2 separate regions of the Homo sapiens genome follow, and region 2 is linked to region 1. Evidence: chromatin loops called from intact Hi-C (ENCODE). Cell type or tissue: endothelial cell of umbilical vein. All regions are shown on one strand. Links, peaks and the distances in the headings refer to the core of each region. The heading gives the core; the rest is flanking DNA. Region 1 overlaps LINC00840 (long intergenic non-protein coding RNA 840). Region 2 overlaps LOC105378275 (a long non-coding RNA gene).

The links. A loop is a pair of places that touch in the nucleus more often than their neighbours do. Peaks named below come from ENCODE experiments on the same cell type or tissue, not always from the same donor. Only the 100,000 strongest peaks of a DNase experiment are listed, where the experiment ranks them.
Region 2: a loop joins it to region 1, with 7 times the contacts of the local background. A loop is called at or near these places in 6 of 110 quality-filtered maps.

Annotation. Positions count from the first base shown.
Region 1 is chr10:43,860,532-43,868,866 of GRCh38, forward strand. LINC00840 (long intergenic non-protein coding RNA 840) reads left to right here. Exons shown (of 5, transcript NR_038268.1): 2 at 1,348-1,396; 3 at 6,626-6,808. Among named protein-coding and RNA genes, the nearest start is that of LINC00840, 5.3 kb to the left of the region's middle. RefSeq lists enhancers at 2,469-2,969, 2,970-3,470, 4,233-4,402, a cis regulatory region at 4,318 and a silencer at 6,630-6,924. In endothelial cell of umbilical vein, for the core only: no CTCF peak of the experiment used is centred there; DNase peaks (open chromatin) are centred at 2,000, 3,510 and 7,300; H3K27ac peaks cover 4,408 bases.
Region 2 is chr10:43,805,313-43,813,647 of GRCh38, forward strand. All of the region lies in intron 2 of LOC105378275 (a long non-coding RNA gene), which reads left to right. Among named protein-coding and RNA genes, the nearest start is that of LINC02658, 31 kb to the left of the region's middle. In endothelial cell of umbilical vein, for the core only: no CTCF peak of the experiment used is centred there; a DNase peak (open chromatin) is centred at 4,139; H3K27me3 peaks cover 205 bases.

The DNA.
Region 1 (8,335 bases), core at 262-8,261:
CCAATGAGCTCATCTTGTCAATAATGTGTAGACCTTCATGTGCTTTTTAATTATGTGCTGATTTTATTACAAGTGAACCTGTCCTCTTGTTTGTTCCCTTATACATATTCACTGTCTTTATACCTTTCCTTTCCCTCCACGAACTGTCTGCTCATATCTTTTGCCCTTTCAGAGGGAATAGTCTGTTTTTTCTTATAGGCTTATAATATTTTAAATGTAATGATAATGTTAAGATTTTTTTGACATGTACTTTATACTTTCCCAGTTCATTATGTATATTTAAATGTTTCACTAATATTTTAAAACATACATCTTTTCTTAAATTTTCCATGGTTTTATCTCTTAGCCATTATGCTTTTGCTTTCTGTGGTATATTCCTGGGGAGTGTCTCACTGAGACCCTTCGGTTTCTCTAAGTTGGTAACTTTATCTCCCGTGATGAGAAAGCTTTTCAAAGGGAGAGCGTGACCATTTCCATATAGAGTACAGTGTTGTTTTGGGGTTTAAGATTCTATTCCCGGGTGTCATCACTTCTTTTTAAATTTAACTTTGTTATGGAAAATCTTAAGCATATGTAGAAGTAGAACAAATAGTCTAATGAAACCTCACTTGTTCATAACCTGGCTTCAATAATGATCAGTACTTAGCTATTCTTACTTCATCTACCCCTTTACTCTGTGTTTTATTTTTCCTGGAGTATTTTGAAGCAAATTCTAGAAATATATATATATATATATATATATATAAATACCAATATAGTATATATATACACACACACCGTATTGGTATTGATATATATATATATACACCATAAAATATGGATATATTTTACAACATAAAATATGGTGTGTGTGTATATTATATATATAATGTGTATAATACACACACACACACACACACCCTGGAATACTACCCAGCCATAAAAAAGAGTGAAATCATGTCTTTTGCAGTAACATGTATAGAACTGGAGGCCATTATCTCAAATGAAACGACCCAGAAACTGAAAGTCAAATACTGTGTATTCTCATTTATAAGTGGGAGCTAAATAATGTGTAAACATGGACATAGAGTGTGGAATAACAGACGTTGGAGACTCAGAAAGGGGGGAGGTTGGGAGGGCAATGCGGGATGAGAAATTACCTAACAGTTACAATGTATACTAATCAAGTGATGATTACACCAAAAGCCCAGGCCTCATGACTATGAAATCTATCCAGGTAACAAAACTGCACTTGTACACCCTAAATCTATAAAAATAAAAAAAGGAAAAAGCTATAGAATGGAATAGTATACTGCAGTCATAATAAATGAATCTCAGCTAAATATAAAAATCATTGTCCTTTTGCAGGTGCTTTGCTGGATTCAGGATGCAGACAAGGTCCACGCATTGTGGTTGGGTGAGGTGTCTTTTAGGTCTCTTTTAATCTGTAATACTTCTCCCTCTCTTTTAAAAATGCATTTATTTGTTGAAAAAACTTGGTCATGGGTCATTTTTCTGTACAGTGGATTATGTTCTGGATTTAGCTAAATGCCCTCTTGTTGAAGATTTATCTTCCATGCTTCCTGCAGGTGGTTATATCCAATGCTTGATTAAACTCACATTTTTTTTTTTTGGCAAAGCCACTTTATATGAATGCTGTGCATTTCCTGTTGTACCTTCATCACATCAGGAAGCAACAATGTCTGGCCTTCTTGCTTTCAATGTTGTTAAAATTGGTGAGTTCAGGTGTCATGGACCTAGGAGTCACCAATCCTCTACATCTTTATTGACAATTTTCTCCAGAATTCAGAGTCAGTGGTGAGCATAATGGTTGGGAGTGATGGGTTGGAGTCAGACACTCTTCAGTTTGAGTAATAGTTCTGAAAGTCACTTGTTATGCCTGAGCTAGGTTGCTCAACCCCTCAGACCTTTCAGGGCTGACTCAGCTTTAGGAGTGGATACTCCATTTTGTGTGTGGGACTGTTGTTTGAGTGGGGTGAGTTGTGTGAGCTGGACTTTGGCCCAGTCTTGGCAGAGTGGTAGTTGTGATTTAGTGGCATTCGTTTCAAGCAGATGGAATTTGTTTAGATGACCCTAAAGGTCTTTCCAAATCTGACGTACTAGGATGAATTATCAGATGGCTCCTATAGTTGGGTTACCACATATTAACGGTAAATCTGGGGGTAGGAGAGCTCACCATTCAGTTGTAATAGTTCAATAGAGATGACAATTCTGCCAGATTTGGATCCTGTGGGCAGAGCTGAGAGGTCTGTAAATTCACATTCACTCTTCAAATCCTGGTTTATAGCAGCCAGTCAAGTGTGTCACTAAGATGAAGATAAATTATAATGACTACAATTTGGTAATTCATTTACTTTACTGAAATCAGTGCTCAGTCATGTTACAGGCGCGACTCCATCTGGTTCCCATCAATGACAGAGGGAGCATCATGTTTGGACAGAGGGGCTGCATCTGTGTCTATGCAGGGAAAGCTGCATGGATTATCCAGCAAATCATGGTGTAGACCACCAGCTTGGCCAGTCCAGGTCCAAGCCAGCCGGGTGACTCTGTCTTGCTATTTATTCACTTCTGCATTCGACAAGTACTGTGGACACCTGCTGTGTGCCAGGCACTGCTCGAGGTGCTAGGGGGAGATCAGGAAGCAAGAAAAAGTTTCCCTGCCCTCCTGGAGTTGATGCGTATTCCAACTGAGAAGTGGGGGTGTAGCCAACAAACAATGAACATAATCCCCAAATCATAGAGCAAGACATGGGTGATACAAATCATGGCAAAGAAAGCATTGTGCAGACTGAGGGGTTTCTTATTTCCTGAGAAGGACGTGGATTGCAATTTAAGGTGGGATGGGGGTTGGTCCGATATGTGAGCCTGGCTAACAAGATCGGGCAGGAAGTAATGTCTCCTTCAGACCCCGCCTGCCCAGTAGACCACCCGCTTGGCACTGATCTGGGCCTTCGTGTAACCGCCGAGCACAGGAGGGCCATTGCTGCTTGGCATCACTGCCCTGGATGCCGGGATCACAGTGCTGCCCATCCCTCTGCTGCCTCCTCTCTGTGTCCTGTCAGTGGTCCTGAGCTCCATTCCCTCAAGGGTCATCTTCAGGCCATGATTTGCATGTTGGCTCTCTTTGGGGCCCATGGTGCTTCATTTATTCCCAAAGGTGCCTTCTCCTCCCTATTCTGATCGAGACTAAAAGGCCTCCTGATCCCATTGCTTTGCCAGGACAATATTGCTTCCCAGGGAAGACTCTGCTGGCACATTTTAGGCATTTCTGGAAGAACACCATATCACCATCATCACCATCATCATCAGATCTTCCCCAAGTCCCATCTGGGAGGGTCTCATGGGAGCCACATGTGGACTTGGTTAGGGAGCTCTCCTGAGCCTGGACTGATGGCTGGCCCAGCCCAGGCTTTTGTTTGCCACAGGAAGAGAGCTTTGTGCAAACCCTTGTTTAACCTGGCCTTCCCTCTTTAGAAAGAGAATGTTCACCAGATGAATCATGCCTAACATGCTCACTGGAGCCAGAGGACTTTGGCTCCCAGGCTGTTTACTGCAGCTGAGACTTTGTCCCGTAAGTGTTCTTAGGAAATGACAATGGACAGAAAATTGTCATTGTTTTTGCTGAAAAAAAAAAAAAGTTTGAATAGTTTCCTTGGCCCAGGCTGGTTGGTGGCAACCCCGGCCCCAGCATGCTCCTCAGCCGCCTGCTCTCCAGTGTGCCCTTGCCTGTCCACACTGCTCTGCAACCAGGTGCCCTGCTGTGCCCTTGCTCAGGGGCTGGCTGTGCACAACATGACACGTGGTATGTGTTGATGTCCGATGGGCTCACATGGGCAGGGCTGTGCTGTGGCTGTGCTGGAGGCCCTCACCTGGTCTCTCTGCTGACTTCCTCCCACCACTGCCTGCCTTGGGTGGGAGGACACCCGGCCTTCCTGGTCATAGGCAGGGTGGACTTAGAGAGGCAGAGCGTGCTGCAGGCAGGGTCTGTGTTTGGGTTTTGGCAGCCTGGATGAAATCCCGGCTCTGCCACCTGCCAGCTGTGTGTGAGTGGCCAGGTCCCTTGACCCATCCTGAGTTACAGTGCCCACTTGGCTCTGTTTCTGGACCTCAGATATGGCTCTTTCGGTCTCTCTCCTCTTTGTAACATTAGAGTCAATCTCTAAGACATCATGGAGTTGCCATTGAGCTTGCCTTCCCGCCTGCACAAGCAGGTCCTGAGGCAGCTTCCTGCAGCCTCGCACACCCTGCCGCATCTTCAGGGCTTGGAGGCCTCTGTGTCTGACTCTGGCTCAAATGTAATTGCAGCTCTAGAGGAAGCGACCCACACCACAGGGAAGTGAGGAGGGTGGGGGTTGTGTCCAGATGTGCCCACAGCAGGGGCCAGGAGAGCCACCATGGCAGCAGCGACAGAGCCAGGGAAAAATGCCATCCTATGATACGCAGTCTTTAACCCAAATGATGTTTCTGCAGAAACTTTTTGCATTTGCTACTTTGACAGATGGACAATGTTTCAGTTCTTAATTAGCATGTTGGGTAATTACTGCTATTAATCTTGTCCTTTTTTCCATGTTCATTGGCCACTTTGACTTTTCTATACCCATCTTCCTTATTGAAAAACAAGATAGGAAACTTTTAGTTATTAGCTAAATTATGAAGACCTAATAATGCATGGCATTATATCCTTGAAATTTGCTAATAGATTTCAAGTATTCTTATAAAAATGTGATGGATATGGTGATTAGCTTGTTCCTGGTAATCTCACAATGCATATATCAAAACATGACCTTGTACACCTTAAATACTCAATTTTTATTTGTTAGTTATACTTCAATAAAGCTCGGAAAACACACACACGCATATTCACACACATAAAGAGTAGCAGCCAAAACAGATAACTGAAGAATTCCCTTGGCAGCCTGCGCTGAGCCCCGGGGCTGTTCGTGCTCCCAGCCCTCTTTCTATCCTCACATGGTGTGGTCCTGAGCTGCTTCTCCTCTGCCCTCCTCCTCTGTCTCCATCCCTTTCCATTTGGCTCCTACTCCTACACACGAGTGGAAACTGTGCACTCCAAACCCAGGGGACTGCAGGAACCTTGTCCTGCATCTCCCCCTAAACCCATGGTGGGAACAGTCTCTCTGCCCTTCTCTGCAGGGGCTCCATTCCTCATCCATCCTTTTCTCCGTCTCTCCTGGTCACTCCTGCTGTCCACTGTCCTTTCCTCCTGGGCTCTGTGTTTCCACAGCCCCTCTGTGCATTCCGCACATGTCCTCTGAGTGGACTCTGCAGTCCCTGCCGGCCCCACACCGACTTGCCCTGTGTCCTGAGCACAGGTCTGCAGGTAACAGTGACTGATGGGTGTCTCCACATTGTGATATTCTGCTGGAACCTGAAACAGCTGCCCTTGACAACAGCTCAGCACAGAATCCCTGGCCATCCAGCTATGACAGGGACATGGATCCTGCTTCTTCTTCCCGCCAGTCTCTTAGTTGTCTATGCCTTCACCCTGTAGTGGCCCATTCAGCCACTAAGTCCAGCTGCTCTCCTTTCCGTGTCTGTGGAGTCACCCCTTAATTCAGTTCCTGCGAGCTCAGTGGCCATGATTTGATCATTCCTGTCAATTCCTGGACTACTCCAGCCTTGTCCTACACTGCCTTATTTCTTACAAAATGGCAGTATAAACATGGAGAATGGAATTCCTAGCTTTGTTTCTCTCCTTTTAAGCCACCATGATCTTCTCTGAGCACAGCTCCAATCCTACTTCTCACATATTCAAAAGGGTTAACATTTCCTCGCTCACCCCAATTGTTTTCACATGCAACCCAATGTCCCTACAGTCTGTCGCCTATTGACTTTTCAGCATTTTCGGGATGATCTCTTAGTACAGCCCTTGGAGTTCTCTTGTTGTCTCTCTTTTCCAGGGTCTCAGCAGCTTTTGTCATTGCTAACGGTTTCTTCCTCCTGACACACCATCTTGGCCTCCAGGTCCCATTCTCTCCTGGTTCCCCTGCGCACTGCTCATGGCTATTGTCTATGGGGGGCAATTGTGGCTCGGTCCTAGCTGTCACTCTTTCTCATGTGGAGCTCTCCTCTGGCCACCTCATTCAGGAGCTTGGCTTCGTGAGCTCCTGTGTGCAGCTGACATAGAAATCTCCTTCTAGAACTTTCTTCACAGCTCCAGAAACACACAGACAATCACCTTCCTGAAGCTCCCATGTAGATGGCACCTGCGTCTTGACATAATAAAAACAGAACCTGAATCTGGAGCCCTAAGTCACACCTTGTTCCCGTGCTCCTCCTGTTAGGATATTGCCTTGGAGACAGCAAACCCTCATCTACCCCAAATGCAGTCTGTCCCCGCTGATTCTGCCTGTCAGGTGTTCTCAGACACATTCACCTTTATCCACAGCCAGCGTCTCAGTTGGAGCTGCAGCAGCTCTCTCGAGACTGCATGGTGGAAATGGCCAGGATGCCTCTCTGCACTGGTCCTGTAACTTGCAAGCCTCCCCCTGCACTGCATCTGGCCGGCATGGCCTTTTTCAAAGCTTCACTGTGCTGCTGTCCTGCCTAAAATCCTTCAGTGGCTCTACATGCTTCACATCCTTTTTTTTTTTTCATTTTTTTGCAGAACAATGACTAGATCTTTACCTGGTCCACAGCCCTCCCCAGTCTGGCTGCAACCTCTCATGAGGCTGAGCTCACCATGAACCCCTGCTCTAGGCGTCTGCATAGTGTTCTGTTTGTCCCCGTGACTGTCCACCTCTTCTTTGGCCTGTTGGCATGCGCTTATCCTCCAGACCTCAGTCCAAAGGTGAGCTCCTCACAGAAGCTTTGCCGGCGTCCCCAGGGGCTGGGGCGGGGGCAAGGGCAGGGGCAGGGGCAGGGGCATGTTCTTTCCTTTGAGGCACCTCCCACAGTGTTCATTTGCATGACTTGTGTGATTATTTGGTGGATGAAAGTTTTCCGAGTGCTTGTGGGGGTCATGCCTCTTTCTCCTGAACCACTAGTTGAGAGAATACCCTTCCCTTCTTCCAGCACAGCTTTGACATCACATAGGCACCATTTGGTGGTCTTCACAAGTCACTGGGCTTTGATAAACACCCTTCACCATAAGGAAAATGAGTCGGATGACTTAAGGATCACCCCAAATCAGGCATAAAATCTGGATTCTTCTGGTCGCAGGCCAGCAGGTCTTGGTGCCTTCGGATCCTTAGAGTGTCCTAATTTGGCTACAGTTTTCTGTCTGCAGAAAGGCTCCCAAAGGGAAGACGCCAGGCTGGAACGAGAGTGACTCATCCCGGGCCCTCATTGTGCCTGATTCACCCAGAGGAAGCTTTGTGTGGACACAGCTACCCTCTGGAGATATTTCAGGCCTTTGGGAACAGAGTAGGGTTCCTGCCTTTGTAACGAGCAAGTTCTTGGCTCCCTTCCGCCCTGTTTGCCACCTTCCCTCTATTTCTGTGGTTTCCTTATTTGCCAGTTCCTGGGCCTGGTGGACCCCACCACGACTTCTTTTTGTGAGTCCGTTCTGTCCTGCATCCCTACCACAGCTGTACCTGGCCCCAGACTCCCTCCTCCTAGCTGGCGGGCGGGTGGGCAGGGTTCCTCCCCTAACCCATCAGGGCCTCATCTCTGGAGGCAATTACTGCCTGGCCTGTGAAAATATATAAGGAGACTTGAAGAGGTATCATGTTACATCCTTCATATTTTGCCAGCAATAAATCTAGCTCTTTCCTCTTGGGTGGACTCTCAACTCTAAATTAAGAGTCTATTTCTAAGGAGGAAGATTTCATAGGCCCCGAGGTTCTGTATGGCCTGCTCACATTTCAAGGGTTGACCTAAAAGCTGGAGGCTTTCAGAATCGCAGGAAGTCATGCCCAGAGATCTGTGGCTTTAGGATCCATGTCCCACTCACAGCCCTCCTGCTTCTCCTGTACTTCCCGCCAGCTCGGACCTCAGGACCTCTCTGGTTTCCACCCTGTGCTCTGGCCTTGGCTGTCCGACCTCACCCAAGCCTGGATTCTGCTTTTCTCTTCAAATCTTCCATAATCTTTCCTGGGAACACATCGCAGGCCTAGCAGGGCTTGCTGAGGGAGCAGCTTCCTCGGCTGCCTTGAAATCTGCATTTTTATCTCTTCCTGGTGAGTCTTATGCCCAGTAAGATTCAAAAATGTTTTTCTACATGCTAAGTTTTGGGGATCTGAGCTCCATTCCCCAAAGCCCTGGCTTTAGCTTGCTTCTTATTTCAAACTCTATCCTTGTGGGTGGTTCCCCATTACCTATCTGCAAAATAGTCCTAAATGCAGCCTGGGAGTAGCCCACCTCTGCCCCTCTGCCA
Region 2 (8,335 bases), core at 241-8,240, 55 kb before region 1:
CAGCAATTGTCTGGTAATTGCTGTAGCTATTAAAGAGTATCACCATGTTTCAGTGATCAGAATAGCCTTGAGTCAACCCCAGGGGAGACTGATCAATGGGGAGAGGCAGAGCAGAAACATGCATCCAGAAACAGATGCATATATGCAGGAAGATTCCTAAAATTAATAAAAATGGTGTTTAAGTCAGCATAGCCAGGGTTTATTACTCAGTATGACACATTAGCCCAGCTCGTTACTTATTTGGCAAAACACTGGCAACAAAAATTACAACAGTAATAAGTATAAATCTTTATCAGATTAATTATATGTAAAAAAAGCCATGAAAACATTACAAGGAATTGCAGGATAATAATTTTGTAATTTTAGGCTGGGGTAGGCTTCTCAAACCAAGATTTTAGAATCAGAAACCTTAAGGGAAAATGCGATAGAATTGACTCAAATTAATGAAAAAACTCTTCGGAATGGAAAATATTATAATAAAAATTTCAAATAAAGCTGAATTGGGAAAAATAAGACAGAAGATTAATATTATCAACATGCACAGAGCTTTGCAAACCAATATGAAAACTACCAACACTCTAATTGTGGTGGGTGCTGTGGTCCATACCTACATCCCTCCTTCAGGACTGAATTCCTATTCCCCAGCTGCCAAGAAGTTGGCAGCTAAAGGCTCACAGTGAGTCCTTTCCCAGGAATTGCCCTCTGCTGAAGAAAGCTGCCTCCTACAGGGTTGAAGACCCCCCTAAGTGGTAGTTTGCCTCCAGTGTGACCCACCTGTGCAAGGCTGTCCTAGCTCCAGGGCACCCCTGTTGTGGGCTCTGTGCCTCTGCCTCCACCCTGCCTCTACCCTGCCTCTGTCCTGCTGCCCTCCCTTCCTCCAGGCATTGCTCTGAGAGCCCCAGACATCCTGCATGCACATCTCTGTTTCAGAATCTCTTTCCTAGGCAACCTGACCTAAGAAACCAACTAGATAAAAATGGACAAGCGACATAAGCACAGATCACATACACAAAAAGGAAAAAAAAATCCTAAACAAGATGGTAAATTAGCATTGAACATGTGGAACAATGCCCAGGTGGAGTGAAGCAACATGAGAAGCAGGGCTGTTTGAGAAGGTAATGAACACAGCATTTCTGTATGGAAATTGAGGAGTATGTGTGAAAATCTAGAAGGTTTTTCTTGGGAAATCTCTTATGAATTTATCCTAAGAAGATAACTGTACAAACAGATGTATTAGCCAGGATTCTCCAGAAAAACAGAAGTGTGTGTGTGTGTGTGTGTGTGTGTGTGTGTGTGTATGTGTGTGTATAAAGAGTTTTTTATTTTGAGACAGGGTTTCACTCTGTTGCCCAGGCTGGAGTGCAGTGGCATGATCATAGCTCACTGCAGCTTTGAACTCCTGAGCTCAAGCTCTTCCTCCCTTAGCCTCCCAAGTAGCTGGGAGTACAGGCCTGCATGACCATGTCCAGCTAATTAAACTTTTTTTTTTTTTTTGGTAGAGATGAGATTTTGCTATGTTGCCCAGGCTGGTCTTGAACTCCTGGCCTCAAGCATTCTTCCCTCTTTAGCCACCCAAAGTGCTGGGATTATAGGTGTTAGCAACTGTGCACAGCTTTATATAAAGAGATTTATTATAAGGAATGGGCTTACATCATATGGAGGCTGAAAAGTCCCTAGATATGCAGTTGGCAAGCTGGAGAGCCAGCAGGAGAGCCCTCGGTGTAGTTCCAGAGTCTGAGTCTGAAGGCAGGAAAAGACCGAGGTCCCAGCTCAAGGCAGTCAGATAAGAGGCGTTTCTTATTTCAGCCTTTGTGTTCTATTCAGGATTTCAATGGATTGAATGAGACCCAGCCACGCCGGAGAGGGCAATCTGCGTTACTCACTTTACCAACTTGGATGTGAATCTCACGGAGAGGCTCCCCCACAGACATACCCAGAATACTATTTGACCAAATGTCTGGATATCCTGTGGCTCAGTCAAGTTGTTACATAAAATTAACCATCCCTACTGGTATGCACAGAAACATTAGTTGGAGCACGGCAGTTTGTGTTCATTCACAGCACCCTGGGTACATAAATAAATCCACAGCCAAGCAAAGGATTGCGCCGAGGCTGTAGCAAAGCAAGCAGGAGGGCGCGGCCCAGGAGATGTGAGCTCCCATACTGCTCGCAGCACTGGGACCCAGCATCCCCCTCAGCAATAGCCCAGAATACACAGGGCATCAAGAGCCCTGCCCTGCAAAGGGAGGGCAAACCTCCCATTCCTGGTGCTTTAAGTGGACCCAATCCCTGGCTGGAACTTGAAGGCAGGCCACAGAAACAGACTATTTCCGCCCTTTACTACTCGTACTTGTCTCAGCCCATCTGCTCACACCTTATCCTTCGGGTTCCTAACCCCACTATCTGTACCCAGGTCTTATATTAGCATTTTCCCCCTGGCCACTCAACTTAATGCATGTTTAGATTCACTTTTGGGGCTTCATGAAGTTCCGACTTTCTTTGGGCACTGGACACTGCATCGTGGAATCCCTACATTCTTTGCAAAAACTTCCTTACTCCAACCCACGTCGCAAGGACCTCCCACTCATGACTATGCAGAGTTGGGGATTTGGCCTAACCCAGCAGGCTGGCTTCTCCTGCAGATGCGCCAGGCATCCCGTCACATAATCAGCATGCCTGCTTCTGGAGAGGGACCACTCATTGTGTTGGGCTCCCTTGCGAGCTCAGCACTGAGATGGTCCTAGGAGTTTCTATCCCCACATTGCACCTGGAAATCTCATGGTCCTTGACAGCCACAGGTTTCCAGTGGCAGCTCATGAGGCCTCCAGATAGGTGGCAGGGACCGAAATACTTCACAGCTTTTCCACGGACAAAGATCAGCAATTTGTTTTTAAAATAAAAAGTCAATGTTAAAGTGAAGTTGGCATCAGGTAATTGAGATGCTATCAGGATCCTGAGTGGGGACTGAACACATGCAACCACACAGTGTAGTATTTTTAGGCAATTGCTCACTCATTTGAGAAAACACAGTGGGTAAAACTGTTTCCCTTGTGGTGACTGTTGGACTTCCTGCATTTTCAGAGGTTTTCTGTATTTTCATAGGAGTCCCATTTCCTTTTAAGAACCAGATTGCCAATGCCCCATTAGTTAGCTTTCCACTCCAACAGGCCGCTTGCTCTTTTGCCTTTCCCTCCCCTTCTCTTTTAAACCAATTAATTAAAAAGCTTTACAAAAACAATACATGCTAACGTGAAAAATTAAAGCAGTATAGAAAACTACAACACAAAAAGGAAAAGCTCCTCTGCCCTCAGCTCCTACACTCCTCAGAGGTGGCCATCATGAACATTGGCTTCTTTCTAGAACTTTTCCTGCATAGACAATCAGAGAAACATAGATTGATAGACTGATTTATGCAAAGATGGCTGAATAATGATGTTTAATGCTCTGTTACTTGCTTTTTCCTACTTAATTTATGCTAGACATGATTTCACAGCAGTTGTCAAGGAGGTCTATCACCCTTTTCAACATTTGCATTTTTTCAATTATAAATAAAAAATTAATTAATTAAGAAACACTTGCATTTGGTTCTACTGTAGAAGTGTACCATCATTTGTTTAACCAATATTCCACAGATTGACTTGTAGATTACTTCAGAGGTCTTAATATTAAATGTTCCAGTAAATATCCTCAGGCATGTGTTTTTGAAGAACAGGGCTAGTGTATCAACAGGAGATTGTTTTATAGGTCTTTATAAAATTAAACTGTTTTCACTGGTATAAAAATTTAATAATTGTCAAATAAAATGTTGCTCTTTTAAAGTTTCTTCTCATTATCAAATGACGCTTTTTTTTTTGTCTTGGTCTTCTATAAACCTGCCCTTAAGCTGTGACAAAATTAATTTAAAAAAATCGATGTTGGTCCATGGGATCCATAAATTCTTTTTATAGATCGTTTAACAGAATTCTGTGTCGTGGGCGAGGCTCCAGGCTGGTGTGCAGCGGTGCGCTCCTGGGTCTGTGAGTGGGCATTCCTCAGAATCCCCACAGCCTGACCTGCTGCCCTTTGCTGGTTTCACTTGAAGCTATTATTCCAATTGACTCACTCTTGGCTGACATCTGGATGCGTTTTATAACAGACTGTTTTCATAACTCCACAAAAAGGTTCTCAGGATTAATACTTGTTTATTTTCATTTTCCATTGGACCTTAAATTAGCTAGCAGCCAATACTGGCACAACCCCTTACTGGAAGCCATTTTACCTAAGTGGAGGGGATGGCAAATCCATCCAACCTTGGGTTTTCTGTTGCTTTAAAACCTCTTGCCAACCAACTATTCCAGAGTGGCTGTCAAATCAACCAATAGCAAAATATTTGGGAGTATTTGTCAGTTAGCTGGGGTAGAAGCAGCCAGATGTGTGGATAGGTCATACAGTTACCTTCCCCGTGTAAGTTGGGGCCAGGGTAACCCATGGACATGTGTGCATGTACAACACAGGTGCATGTACAGCCAAGCATACAGGTGCCAAGATATTTTATTGGGATATTATGTGTTTTCTTCTCTCTGTTGTAGGTATTTTTTTTTCCTCTCCCACCTGAAAATTTTTTCTTTGCTTTTTGAGATTGTACTTTCAAAGACATTCAAGACACCCAGATTTTAAATTCAGGGTGTTAATCCAGGGTTTTGTTTTTGAAGACCTGGGATCATTGAAGGGATTAAGTTAGATTTTCCTAGAGGAAAGAGGCAAGTGACTGCCTTTGAATTTAAGGATTGTCTGTATACGTGTGTGTGTGTCTGTGTGGTGGAGGAGGGGGTTGTTTGCCCTTTAACATTTGTTCTTTTAAGGTTTCTTCTCATTATCAAGTGACACTCTTTTTTTTTTGTTCTATAAACTTACCACTGAGCTGTGATAAAATTGATCATTTAAAAAAATATGTGTTGATCTGTTGTGATCTATAACTTATTTTCTTATAGATTATCATGGGCACAGCTCAAGGCTAGTGGTACAAGAGCACCCCTTCCCAGCAAATTAAAAAGCCTGTTATTTTTGCAAAAGCATTAGAAGCTTTCAACAATGTTGTCAAGAGCCTTTCTTAACTCTTTGGTGACTGGTCTGAGTCAGTCACAGGTGGAAGGTGTGATGTGATCAGACAGGCCCTGACATTTCTTGTGAACTCATGAAATCCTGCATCTTTTCCAAATGTGCAATTTTGTTTTTGAAATTAATTTTTATTATCTTCACATTGTGTTGGATGATCAGAGGATTATAATTATTCCCTGCCCCAGGGGAGAGTATTGCAAAGGTACATAGGGCATGAACGTGGGGAGGGCAAGAAGTGTGCCCAAAGCGTGCTATAGCACAGTGTGTGTTCCACTCCTCATACAGCAATGAACTGGTGAAGGAGTTAAAATCTTAATGATTTCCAAATGATCAACAGTTTTTAAAAACATAAATATGCAGCATGAGAGCCTACATTTGTACAAGTGTATGGTTGTGTGTGTGTGTGTGTGTGTGTGTGTATGAACATGCTTGCATGTATGTGCTCACAAATGGGGAGGAAGCACAAGAGGCAAAAGGCAATGGTTTGTTTCCTTTTTGAATTTAGGAGGTATGTTCAAGACAAGGAAGTTCTTTTCTTATCTTCATCAGACTACTGGAAAATGGAATAAAAATACAAACCATAAACTTCAGGCACTCAAGTTTCTGAGTTAAGAGTAGCATTCAAATGTTATTCCAAACCTCTATGGTCATAAGATTTCTATATTTTAAGTTGGGTGGTACAATACTAGCTCTAAGTAGGCGGTAAAAGTTAAGGAAATGTATTGTAATTTCTAGAACAATCACTCCAAATGTAATGCGATGAAGTATTGCTAAAAAGCCAACAGAAACATTAAAGTGGAATTCCAGACACTTCAAATAAACAGTCAGGAAAGCTGAGGATAATTCATTTAAAGTGTCTAGGGGCAGATAACAGGCCTTAAATGAATGGTTAAAGAAAAGTCAGCAGAAGAGAAAAGCAAAACAAAAACAAAAAGAAAGCACTCTGTATTTCCTCTCCTAAACATTGTTTAAAAAGCAGCTTGCAGGATATAGAGAAAATTCTTTTGGAAGAACGCTTGCTTAAGTAAGGTACCTAAATATCTTACCTAAATAAGATATTTTCGAACAACAAATACTCATACTTTTAAAGAAATACAACCACAAGCTCTGCAACTTAGAGATCAAAAAATGAGAGGCAAGGAGAATTGATACATGGAGAGGAACAAATATAGCACCACAGGACTACTGAGTTTATTAGAATTGATGTTGTCAAAAATGGAACTGTCATATGGATGAGATTTTAGAAATTATACAGTATGCAAAGGTTAGAGGGGGATTTGAATACTATGGTAAGTACAAGCAACAGGCAAATGTGTTCCAGTGCACCACTGATGCACTTCAAATAGAGAAAAGAGCACTTTGGAACAAAAAAATTATAGTTAGAAAGGATTTTTAAAATAGTTTAAAAAAACTTTCCGGAAATGACAAAAGATCTGAATTATTAGATAAGAGTGCTTATCATGTCTTAGGAAAAAGAAAGTAACCATTCACCAAGACATGTTCCATGGAAGCGACTATACTTCAAAAATGAATATAAATCCTGTCAGCACCAGAAAGAAGAAAATCATTTATAAGGGGAAAAAGATCATTCTTGCTCCAAATTATCCCAACAATATTTGGGAAGGAAAGACAAAAGGGAGTGAGAGAAAAAGATTGTGATCCAAGAATTCTGTATATTTGGGTTGCTAGTCATCTGAAAAAACAATGAAATAATTTTCCAACAAACAAGAAAAAAATTAATCCTTTGTAAGATACTCGTGACCTTTCTTGCCATGCTAATATGGAAAACTTTGGATAAGCGTAGTGTATTAGTTAGGGTTCTCTAGAGGGACAGAACTAATGGAATAAATATAAAATTCTGCTTGTTTAGTTTCTCTGAACAATGCTGTAATAAGCATTGGTGCCTCATTTTATGGGCCCTAGAGGATACCTACATGTGATGATTAAAGCTGAGTGTCAACTTGATTGGATTGAAGGATACAAAGTATTGATCCTGGGTGTGCCTGCCAGGGTGTTGCCAAAGGAAAGGGGAGTTTATTAAGTATTAACTCACACGATCGCAAGGTCCCACAGTAGGCCATCTGCAGGCTGAGGAGCAAGGAGAACCAGTCCCAGTTCCAAAACTGAAGAAATTGGAATCTGGTATTTGAGGGCAGGAAGCATCCAGCACGGGAGAAAGATGTAGGCTAGGAGGCTAGGCCAGTCTCTCGTTTTCACATTTTTTTCTGCTTGCTTATATTCTAGCCTCGCTGGCAGCTGATTAGATTGTGCCCACCCAGATTATGGGTGTGTCTGCCTTTCCCAGCCCACTGACTCAAATGTTAATCTCCTTTGGCAACATCCTCATAGACACACCTAAGATCAATACTTTGTATCCTTCAATCCAATCAAATTGACACTTAGTATTTACCATCACATGTAGGTATCCTCTAGGGCCTGTAAAATGAGGCACCATGGATAACGATCTTTGGACAAAAATGCTTATTACAGCATTGTTCAGAGAAACTAAACAAACTGAACACTTTTCAGTAAGGGAACTGTTAAATAGGTTCTGTTCATCCATAGCATAAACTATAATGCAGTGGATAAAAAGAGGAGAGAGAGAAAGAGAGAAGTAGCAGGATTTCCTTCTGATATTGTTGAGTGGGAAAAGTAAAATGAAGAAAGCACATACAACATACTACCATCCACTCATAAGTATTACATATTGTATATATGTACATACACATATACAAAGATGAATGGACATTTGTATATGATTGTGAGAGCAGGGGGCAATATGGAAATCAGCACAATTTGTTATCAGCATGGATGGCTGGAGTGTGGTGAGGTGGGCTTAGAGGGTGATGTGGGTGCAGGGAGGAAGGATGAAATAAAAGGGAGAGAAAAGGAAATAGGAGAAAAAAAGGACTGCAAAGAGAAATAAACAGTATGTTTTATGTATTCATGTAAAGATAGATATGCATGCTTGAAAGAAGACATGAATAGGGCATTACATATATTTTTCATTGAAATATATATATAGATTTTTCTATTAACTTTTAGCATGCTAATGTTTTGCCAATTTGCTTCAGAATTTTTAAGAACAATAATATCAAGCTCAAAAGGCCTTACCCCTTCGTTCCTTCCTGCTCCTCAGCAGCACTGCTTTTCCTTAAGTTGGTATAATTCATTAACAGTATTATTGTATAATTTTACTACATTTGGATATATCCATATACAAATGGAATCATGTTTC